Linked DNA regions of Homo sapiens: region 2 is linked to region 1. Evidence: read pairs that join two places in POLR2A ChIA-PET (ENCODE). Cell type or tissue: OCI-LY7. All regions are shown on one strand.

Region 1 (5,000 bases):
CCCTTATTCTCTTTTGTTATTTTGCATTGTCAGGTTGATCTTAAAAGCTTGAATATTAATCTATCCCGGATTTTAAATTATGTACACTAGTGCGAATCTTTTCTTTTCTTTTTCTTTTTTGGCTTCTCTGGGCTCTTGCTTAATCAATTATCATTATAATTCCCCCATTTTATCCTAAATTTCTTCCTCCCCACTATTTTCTTCTCTCCACTTATAAATGTATATAGGCTCTTGAATCTTTATTTCACTCTGCTCCTTTGTGAGTTACTCTTTTTTCCATCCTTCCTTTTAGGATAGTATTTCCTTACTTCCTTAATGTCCAACTAACTGAATCCTTTTTGCTACCTAGCTTATTTCCCCATTTTCTTTGAAACTGTTCTTTCTAAACCAATGACTTCCTAATTCCTAAAGCCAGTAGCCTTTTCTCAGTCTCCCTTTCCCAAATATTTTACATATTTGCTTTACCTATTTTTGCTATTTTAGTGTAAAATATGGACATATAGGTACTTCAGCCCTAAAGACTTAAGTATGTCCTGTCGAAAATGATATGTTGTTCTTACATAATTGAAGAGGTGGGGCCTGTTGTCTTAAAGGATGTTCCCTTTCTCCTTATAATTCTGTTTCCTTGGTGTCTATTGTTCATGTGATCCAGGATTTTTCAATAATGGCACTATGGACGTTGCGGGGCTGTCCTGCCATGGTAGGATGTTTAGCAGATCTCTGGCCTTTATCTACTAGATAGATACCAGTAGTACCCTGCTCCCCCAGCAAGTTGTGGCAGCCAAAAAAATCTTTAGACACTGCTAAATCTCCCCTGGGGAACAAAATTAGCCTCAGTTGAGAACCACTGATCTAATTCCTTTCTTCTCATTTTTGCTAGTTCCACTTCTATTAAACTGCAACTTACTAAAAATTTGTTTTCCAAATTGTTAGAAACATATACGGGCATCATACCTCAAAGATATTGCAGATTCAATTCCAGACCACCATAATAAAGTGAATATTGAAGTACAGTGAGTCACACAATCAAAAAATCAAAATTTTTAATTCTCAGTGCATATGAAAGTTGTGTTTACACTGTAGTCTGTTAAGTGTGCAAGACTATTGTCTAAAAAGCAGTGTATGTACCTTAATTTAGAAATATTTTATTGCTAAAAAATGCTAATGACAATCTGAACCTTTAGCGAGTTAAATCTTTTTGTTGGTGGAGGGTCTTGCCTCCATGTTGATGGCTGCTGACTGATCAGGGTAGTGGTTGCTGAAGGTTAGGGTGGCTGTAGCAATTTCTTGAAATAAGACAACAGTGAAGTTTGCTGCATCTACTGACTCTTCCTTTTACAAAAAATTTCTCTGTAACATGAAATGCTGTTTGATGACATTTTACCCACAGTAGAAATTCTTTCAAAACAAGAGTCAATTCTCTCAAGCCCTGGTGCTGCTTTATCAGCTAAATTTAGGTAATAGTCTGAATCATTTGTTGTCATTTCAACAGTATTCACAACCTCTTCACCAGGAATAGATTCCATTTCAGGAAACCACTTTCCTTGCTCATTCATAAGAAGCAATTCCTTATTTGTTCAAGGTCATGAAATTGCAGCAATTCAGCCACATCTTCAGTCTCTACTTCTAGTTCTCTTGCTATTTCCACTGCACGTGTAGTTTACTTCCTCTACTGAAGTCTTAAACCTCTCAAAGTCATCCGTGAGGGTTAGAATCAACTTAACTCTTGTTAATGTTGATATTTTGACCTCTTCCCATGAACCACAAATGTTCTTTATGGCATTTAAAATGGTGAATCCCGGCCAGGCACAGTGGCTCACACCTGTAATCCCAGCACTTTGGGAGGCTGAGGCAGGTGGACTACGTGAGGTGAGGAGTTTGAAACCAGCCTGGCCAACATGGCAAAAACCCATCTCTACTAAAAATACAAAAATTAGCTAGGTGTGGTGGTGCTGCTTGTAATCCCAGCTACTTGGGAGGCTGAAGCAGGAGAATTGCTTGAACCCAGGAGGCAGAGGTTGCAGTGAGCCAAGATTGCGCCACCACACTCTAGCCTGTGCTATGGAGCAAGACTCCATCTCAAAAATAAATAAAATAAAATAAGATAAAATGGTGAATCCTTCCCGGACGGGGGGTTGAGTTTTTCTGGTTTTGTTTTTTGTTTTGAAGACAGGGTCTCGCTCTGTTGCCTAGACCGGAATGTACTGGTGCAGTCATGGCTCACTGCAGCCCCAACCTCCTGTGCTCAAGTGATGTTCCTGCCTTATCCTTCCAAGTATCTGGTACTACAGATTGCATACCACATCTGGCTAGTTTTTGTTTTGTTTCTGTAGAGACAGGGTCTCACTGTGTTGCCCAGGCTAGTCTTGAACTCCTGGGCTTAATCAGTCCTCCCACCTCAGCCTCCCAAAAAGTTGGGATAGTAGGCATGAGCCACCATGCCTAACCCCAGGAGGTTTTAAATGGACTTTGCCCAAATCATCAGAGGAATCACTGTGGCAGCTATAGCCTTATGAAATGTATTTCTGAAATAATAAGACTTGAAGTTGAAATTACTCCTTGTTTCATGGGCTGCAAAATGGATGTTGTGTTAGTGGGCATGAAAAAAGCAACATGGATCTCCTTGTACATCTTCACCAGAGCTCTTGGGTGACCAGGTGCATTGTCATTGAGCGGTAATATTTTGAAAGGAATCTTTTTTTCTGAGCAGTAGGCCTCACCCATGTGCTTAAAATATTCAGGAAACCATACTGTGAACAGATGTGATATCAGTTAGGCTTTGTTGTTTCATTTATAGAGCATAGGAAGAGTAGATTTAGCATAATTCTTAAGGGCCTTAGGATTTTTAAAATGGTAAATGAGTATTGGCTTCAACTTAAAGTCAGCAACTGCATTAGCCCCTAACGAGGAGTCAGGCTGTCCGTTGAAGCTTTGAAGCCAGGCATTGACTTCTCCTCAATAGCTGCGAAAATCCTAGATTTTCCAATATAAGGCGTTTTCCAATTATAAGGCAGTTTAGTCCACATTGAAAATTCATTGTTTAGTGTAGCCACCTTCATCAGTGATCTTAGCTAGATTTTCTTGATAACTTGTTGCTTCTCTATCAGTATTTGCTGCTTCACCGTGTACTTTTATGTTATGGAGAGGGCTTCTTTCCTTAAACCTCACGAACTAACTTCTAGCTTCAAACTTTTCTTCTGTGGCTTCCTTACTTTGCTCAGCCTTCATAGAATGGAAAACAGCTAGGACATTGATCTGGATTGGGCTTTGGCCAAAGGGAATGTTGTGGCTGGTTTGATCTTCTGTTCGGACTACTAAAACTGTCTCTGTATCAGCAATAAGACTGTTTAACTTTCTTACCCTTTGTGTGTTCACTGGAGTAGCATTTTTAATTTCTTTCAAGAATTTTTCTTTTGCATTCATAACTTGGCTGTTTGGCACAAGAGGCCTAGCTATCGATTGGCCTGTCTTGGTTTTCAACTAAGCTTAATCATTTCTTTTTTTTTTTTTTTTTTTTCTTTTTCAGACGGAGTCTCACTTTGTTGCCCAGGCTAGAGTGCGATGGCGTGATCTTGGCTCACCACAACCTCCATCTCCTGGGTTCAAGTGATTCTCCTGCCTCAGCCTCCTGAGTAGGTGGGGTTATAGGTGCCCGCCACCGCACCCAGCTAATTTTCTGTTTTTAGTAGAGACGGGGTTTCGCCATGTTGGTCAGGCTGGTCTCGAACTGACCTCAAGTGATTTGCCCACCTTGGCCACCCAAAGTGCTGGGATTATAGGTGTGAGCCACTGCACCTGGCCTCTAAGCTTAATCATTTCTAGCTTTTGATTTAAAGTGAGAAACATGTGACTCTTCCTTTCATTTGGACACTTAAAAGGGTTATTAATTGACCTAATTACAATATTTTTGTGTCTCAAGGAATGAATAGGGAGGCCTGAGGAGAGAGAGAGAGACAGAGAAACTCTTGTTGGTAGAGTAGTCAGAACACAGACATTGTTAAGTTTGCCATCTTATATGGGCACGGTTTGTGGTACCCCAAAACAGTTACAGTAGTAACATTAGGCTGGGTGTGATGGCCCATGCCTGTAATCCCAGCACTTTGGGAGAGTGAGGTGGAAGGATCGCTTGAGCCCAGGAGTTCAAGACCAGCCTGGGCAAACATAGGGAGAGCCCGTCTCTACAAAAAAAAAAATTTTTTTTAACTAGCTGGGTGTGGCAGCATGCATCTGGACTCCCAGCTAGTTGGGAGGCTGAGGCAGGAGGATTGCTCGAGTCCAGGAGGTGGAGGCTGCCGTGAGCCATGGTCACACCACTGTACTCCAGCCTGGGTGCCAGAGTGAGACCCTGTCTCATAAAAAAATATGTAACATTAAAGATTACTGATCACAGATAACCATAACAGATACCATAATGAAAAGGTTTGAAATATTGTGAGAATTACCAAAATGTGCCACAGGGACACAAAGTGAGGATATACTATTAGAAAAATGGCACTGATAGGTATGCTCAATGCAGGGTTGTCACACACCTTTAGTTTGTTTAAAAAAAATCCACAATGTCTGCAAATCAATAAAGTGCAATAAAGCGAGATACACCTGTATAATGCCAGCTAGGGCTTCTGAATAGTCCGAATAACCACATGCAGAGGGGTTATTATTTTTACTAAACACAAACCTCTGAGGCATTAGTTGACTATACAGCTTCTTCCAGAATTAGAAGGTTTAAAAGAGAGCATAGGATTACGGGGGTTCACACTATCCTATAATAAACAGGAAGTAGGTGGAAGTTGTAGTTTTTCTGTATCTTCAGGGCCTTATGCTTGTTAGGGTACAAGAAAGATTAACCCGTTTCTCCCTGTCCTCCAGCTCCAAGAGCATCAAGAGGAGATTGAGGGGATGATGAATGCCCTCTTCAGGGGTGTCTTTGTTCATCGGTACAGGTGAGCTAATGGGCCTCTCTCATTGAAGCAGCTGGCCTTTGGTTATGGAATCTGAGGAAG
Region 2 (5,000 bases), 360 kb after region 1:
TGCCTCCCAGGTTCAAGCGATACTTGTGCCTTAGCCTCCTGAGTAGCTGAGATTACAGGCGTGCACTACCATGCCCGGCTAATTTTTGTATTTTTAGTAGAGACAGGTTTTCACCATATTGGCCAGGCTGGTCTCGAACTCCTGGCCTCAAGTGAGCTGCCTGCCTCGGCCTTCTAAAGTGCTGGGATTACAGGTGTGAGTCACTGTGCCTGGCCTCTCTTTGGAGACTTCTAATATCTCCAAAATATTCCAAATATTTCCCTTCTTTCCTGGAATTAGGAAGTAGCTTCAGATGGGGGGGTTCTATCTGAGCTTAGTTTATATGCTATTCTTTCACCCTTTCTCCCTCCTCCTCCTCCTCCCATGAACAGCCTGCCATGCTAACTGCATTATACTTCTCTTTCTTCCTGTTTCTCTCCCATAGGAGAGGGCTGAACCCCCCTCATCGTGTCAAGTCAATCTCCATGACAACTTTCACTGAGCCTGAAGTAGTATTCCTGCAATCCCGTGGAAATGAGGTGAGCTGCCACCGATGGAGTGGTGAGAAGGTCACCTATCTGCAGGTGGGGCTTTGCCTCAAGATTGTAGGGAAACCTTACGGTTTTATTTTTGGTTGAGTTTCTCTTAATTTTTTCATATGTATGATTTCTTTCCTTAGGTATATTTACAGAATCTTTATTCTGTTATACAAATCATGGTTTGTCTAGGCCTCCTTTTCAGGAGTCAGGGGAAGTAGCAATATCGTTGTAGGATGTGGCACCTGAGCAATGGAGGGGTAGAATGACCAGAGCTCCAGAGCGTGAGCATTCAGAGTTGACTGGGCCAGCCCCTCTGAGGAAGCTTTCCTGGAGCCAGCTCTGCTGCCTTCAGCCTCGACAACCTGGATTTAAGTGCATATCTTGTACTGGAAAGTGACTTAAACCCCTTCCCTAGCTAAATCTGCCGATCAGAAGTTGCTATCCTTGGCGTTAGCAGTACCCCAGCTTATGGGTGATTGGTTTACTTAGAGGGTATCCTCAAGGGCCTCTGGAGGTGTCCTGGAAGCCAGAGCTCTGAAAATTGTCCTGGACCCTACCCTTAGTGAAATTTAATTCTCCATAATTCTCATGGCCCTCTATTTTCCTTTTTCAATACATGTCACAAAATGTGATTATAACTTTAGTTTTATTTATCTAAGATATGACTGCCCCATTGGATTATAAACTCTGCGAGGACAGGAATCATATCTGGTTTGTAGGTAGACCCAGATCCTAGCACTGTGTCCATGCTCAATATTTGTTTATTTATTTATTTATTTATTTATTTATCAGAGACAAGCTCTTGCTTGCTCTGTCACCCAGGCTGGAGCTTAATGGTGCAATCTTGGCTCACTGCAACCTCAACCTCCTGGGCTCAAACGATCCTCCCACCTCAGCCTCCCAAGTAGCTCGAACTATAGGCACATGCCACCATGCTCCACTAATTTTTGTATTTTTTTAGAGAGTGGGTTTCGCTGTGTTGCCCAGACTGCTCTTGAACTCCCGTACTCAAGTGATCCACCCACCTCGGCCTTTCAAAGTGCTGAGATTACAGGTGTGAGCCACCACATCCAGCCAATATGTATTTACTGATGAATAAATAGGAAGTGGTGGCTGGGCGCGGTGGCTCATGCCTGTAATCCCAGCAGTTTGGGTAGCTGAGGTGGGCAGATAACGAGGTCAAGAGATCGAGGCCATCCTGGCCAACATGGTGAAACCTCATCTCTATTAAAAGTACAAAAATTAGCTGGGCGTGGTGGCGCATGCCTATAGTCTCAGCTACTTGGGAGACTGAGGCAGGAGAATTGCTTGAACCCCGGAGGTGGAGGTTGCAGTGAGCTGAGATCGTGCCACTGCACTCCAGCCCGGCGACAGAGCGAGACTCCGTCTCAAAAAAAAAAAAAAAAAAAAAAAAAGGAAGTGGTATTTTTTGTATTTCCTGCTTTCTGCTCCCACTCCTCTGACACCTTCATTCTTTTAGGTTTGCCGGAAGATTTGGTTGGGTCTGTTTGATGCTCGGACATCTTTAGTACCAGATTCCAGGGATCCTCAGAAAGTGAAGGAGTTTCTCCAGGAAAAATATGAGAAGAAGAGATGGTAAGGAGTAGGAAAGAGGTTGCTATGGAAACGTGTTCAAGACATTCTTCATCTGACAGTCCAGTTTCTAGAGTTGAATTTGGCCTTCTCACAAAAGACTAGACTTGGGTCGATTCTGTTCCACTCACATTCAGTTACGGCTAAAATAAATCTACATGAAAGGACAACTTGTTCTCAGTCACTAACCCTGCAGATTTTATGTCCTCTCTTTTGGAGAGATAGTAGACTGATTGGAGTCGGGAGGTAGGCCTGTGGGTGTTCATTTTTATAGCTCAGCTGATCTTATGTATGGGGAGAGATGGCTGGAAGCACACATCCTATAGTTTTATTCCTTTAACCCATCATTTTATGATTTTTTTTTTTTTTTGAGACAAGGTCTCACTCTGTTGCCCAGGCTAGAGTGCAGTGCCACAGTCACAGCTTACTGCAGTCTCAGCTTCTTGGAGCTCAGGTGATCCTCCTACCTCATCCTCCCCAGTAACTGGGACTACAGGTGTGTGCCACCATGCCTGGCTAATTTATATATATATATATATATATATATATATATATATATTTCTTTTTTTTTTTTTTTTTGAGACAGAGTCTCGCTCTGTCACCCAGGCTGGAGTGCAGTGGCGTGATCTCGGCTCACTCCAAGTTCCACCTCCCAGGTTCACGCCATTCTCCTGTCTCAGCCTCCCGAGTAGGTGGGACTACAGGCGCCCGCCACCACACCCAGCTAATTTTTTGTATTTTTAGTAGAGACGGAGTTTCACCGTGTTAGCCAGGATGGTCTCGATCTCCTGACCTCGTGATCCGCCCACCTTGGCTCCCAAAGTGCTGGGATTACAGGCGTGAGCCACTGCGCCCGGCCTTAATTTTTATATTTTTTGTAGAAATGAGGTTTCACCACGTTGCCCAGGCTGGTCTGAAACTCCTGGGCTCAAATGATCTGCCTGCCTTGGCCTCGCAAAGTGCTGGGATTACAGGCGTGAGCCACCGTGCCCGGCCTTGTTTCATGATTTATATGTACAGTCAGCCCTCTGTATCTGTAGATTCTGCAACCATGGATCCAATCAACCTCACATCAAAAATATTTGGGAAAATAGGCCAGGCAAGGTGGCTCACGCCTATAATCCCAGCACTTTGGGAGGCTGAGGTGGGCAGACCACTTGAGGTCAGGAGTTCGAGACTAGCCTGGCCAACATGGTGAAACCCCGTCCCTACTAAAAATACAAAAAAAATTAGCTGGGTGTGGGGGTGGACACTTGTAATCCCAGCTACTCTGGAGGCTGAGGCAGGAAAATTGCTTGAACCCAGGAGGCGGAGGTTGCAGTGAGCTGAGATCATGCCACTGTACTCCAGCCTGGGCAAAGAGAGAGAGACTGTCTCAAAAAAAAAAAAAAAAAAAAAAAAAAGTAGGGAACACAAAAAATAACAATACAACAATAAAAAATAATACAAATAAGGCCAGGTGTGGTGGCTCATGCCTGTAATCCCAGCACTTTGGGAGACCGAGGCGGGTGGATCACAGGGTCAGGACTAGTTCAAGACTAGCCTGGCCAAGATGGTGAAACCCCGTCTCTACTAAAAATACAAAAAATTAGCCAGGCATGGTCATGGGCACCTGTAATCCGAGCTACTCAGGAGGCTGAGGCAGAGAACTGCTTGAACCCGGGAGGCAGTGGTTGCAGTCAGCTGAGATCGTGCCACTGTACTCTAGCCTGGGTGACAGAGTGAAACTCCGTCTCAAAAAAAAAATAATAATACAAATAAAAAGCAATACAATATAGCAACTATTGCATGGCATTTACATTGTATTAGGTATTATAAGTAACCTAGAGATGATTTAAAGTATATTGGAGGATATACATATTTGATGCAAATACTTCACCATATTATATAAGAGACTTGAGTGTCCCGTCCTCTGATTATGGAATTGTCAGGGGGATCCTGGAACCAGTTCCCTGAGGATACCATGGGACAACTATATTTTGTCTTCCTGATGAAGGAAACAGCATCTCCATTCTCCCTTACCTTTCCTCTCCCCTGGTATCACTTCTTGTGGGATCTCTGGGGTGTGTACATGTTGGGAGGTAACTGTGAGGTAGAGAAGAGAATGCAGAGAACAAAGAGATTGATGTGGATAAGACCACACTGTGGAGTCCCTCCTAGGGATGTCCTCAGGATTAAGCTGACACTTACAGAGTAGGGGCCACATACACTGTAGTGGAAGGGAATTGTCCCGGCAGGAGCTGGCAGGATGGAAGTGTGGATTGTGAGCACCTAGAGGATGAGGCGGCAGGCAGCTTTTCTATGGAGCTGAGAAGAAGGAGTCTGAAGAAACACCCAGGAAATAAAAGAGGGGGACCTTTGCCAGGTGTGGTGGCTCATGCCTGTAATCCCAGAACTTTGGAGGCTAAGGCAGGAGGATCACCTGAGGCCAAGAGGTTGAGACCACCCTGGGCAACATAGTGAGACCTCTTCTCTACAAATAATTAAAAAATTAGCCAGGCATGGTAGCATGTACTTGTTTGTGGTCCCAGCTACTTGGGAGGCTGAGGCAGGAGAATCACTTGAGCCTAGGTAGTTAAGGCTGTGTTGAGCCAACATTGCCCCACTGCACTCCACCCTGGGCAACAGCGAGACCCTGTCTCAAAAAAACCAAAAGATGTTCAAGGGGATGCTCAAGATAGGCAGAACTTTGCTAAGTTGCTCGGTTCCCTTCAAAAAAGGGAATCAGTAGAGAAAAATGAGCATAGATTTTGACTCCTGTGTCTTCCCAAACATCTCAGCTGAGCGTGGTCCAAAGTTTTATCCCTCTCTTTACAGCCTAACTATTCTTTCTCAAAGGTATGTCCCCCCAGACCAAGTCAAGGGGCCCACTTATACCAAAGGCAGTGC

The links. ChIA-PET counts read pairs that join two places held together with the same protein. Peaks named below come from ENCODE experiments on the same cell type or tissue, not always from the same donor. Only the 100,000 strongest peaks of a DNase experiment are listed, where the experiment ranks them.
Region 2: POLR2A ChIA-PET joins it to region 1 with 5 read pairs; 1 of 35 experiments calls an interaction of 5 or more read pairs at or near these places.

The regions. Positions count from the first base shown.
Region 1 is chr7:100,190,443-100,195,442 of GRCh38, forward strand. STAG3 (STAG3 cohesin complex component) reads left to right here. Exons shown (of 34, transcript NM_001282717.2): 9 at 4,867-4,940. Among named protein-coding and RNA genes, the nearest start is that of STAG3, 15 kb to the left of the region's middle. In OCI-LY7, no CTCF peak of the experiment used is centred here; DNase peaks (open chromatin) are centred at 1,659, 2,219, 2,709, 4,969 and 1 weaker place; H3K4me3 peaks cover 3,506 bases; H3K27ac peaks cover 5,000 bases.
Region 2 is chr7:100,548,398-100,553,397 of GRCh38, forward strand. AGFG2 (ArfGAP with FG repeats 2) reads left to right here. Exons shown (of 12, transcript NM_006076.5): 2 at 425-518; 3 at 1,999-2,114; 4 at 4,950-5,000. Among named protein-coding and RNA genes, the nearest start is that of AGFG2, 12 kb to the left of the region's middle. In OCI-LY7, no CTCF peak of the experiment used is centred here; a DNase peak (open chromatin) is centred at 2,064; H3K4me3 peaks cover 509 bases; H3K27ac peaks cover 2,199 bases.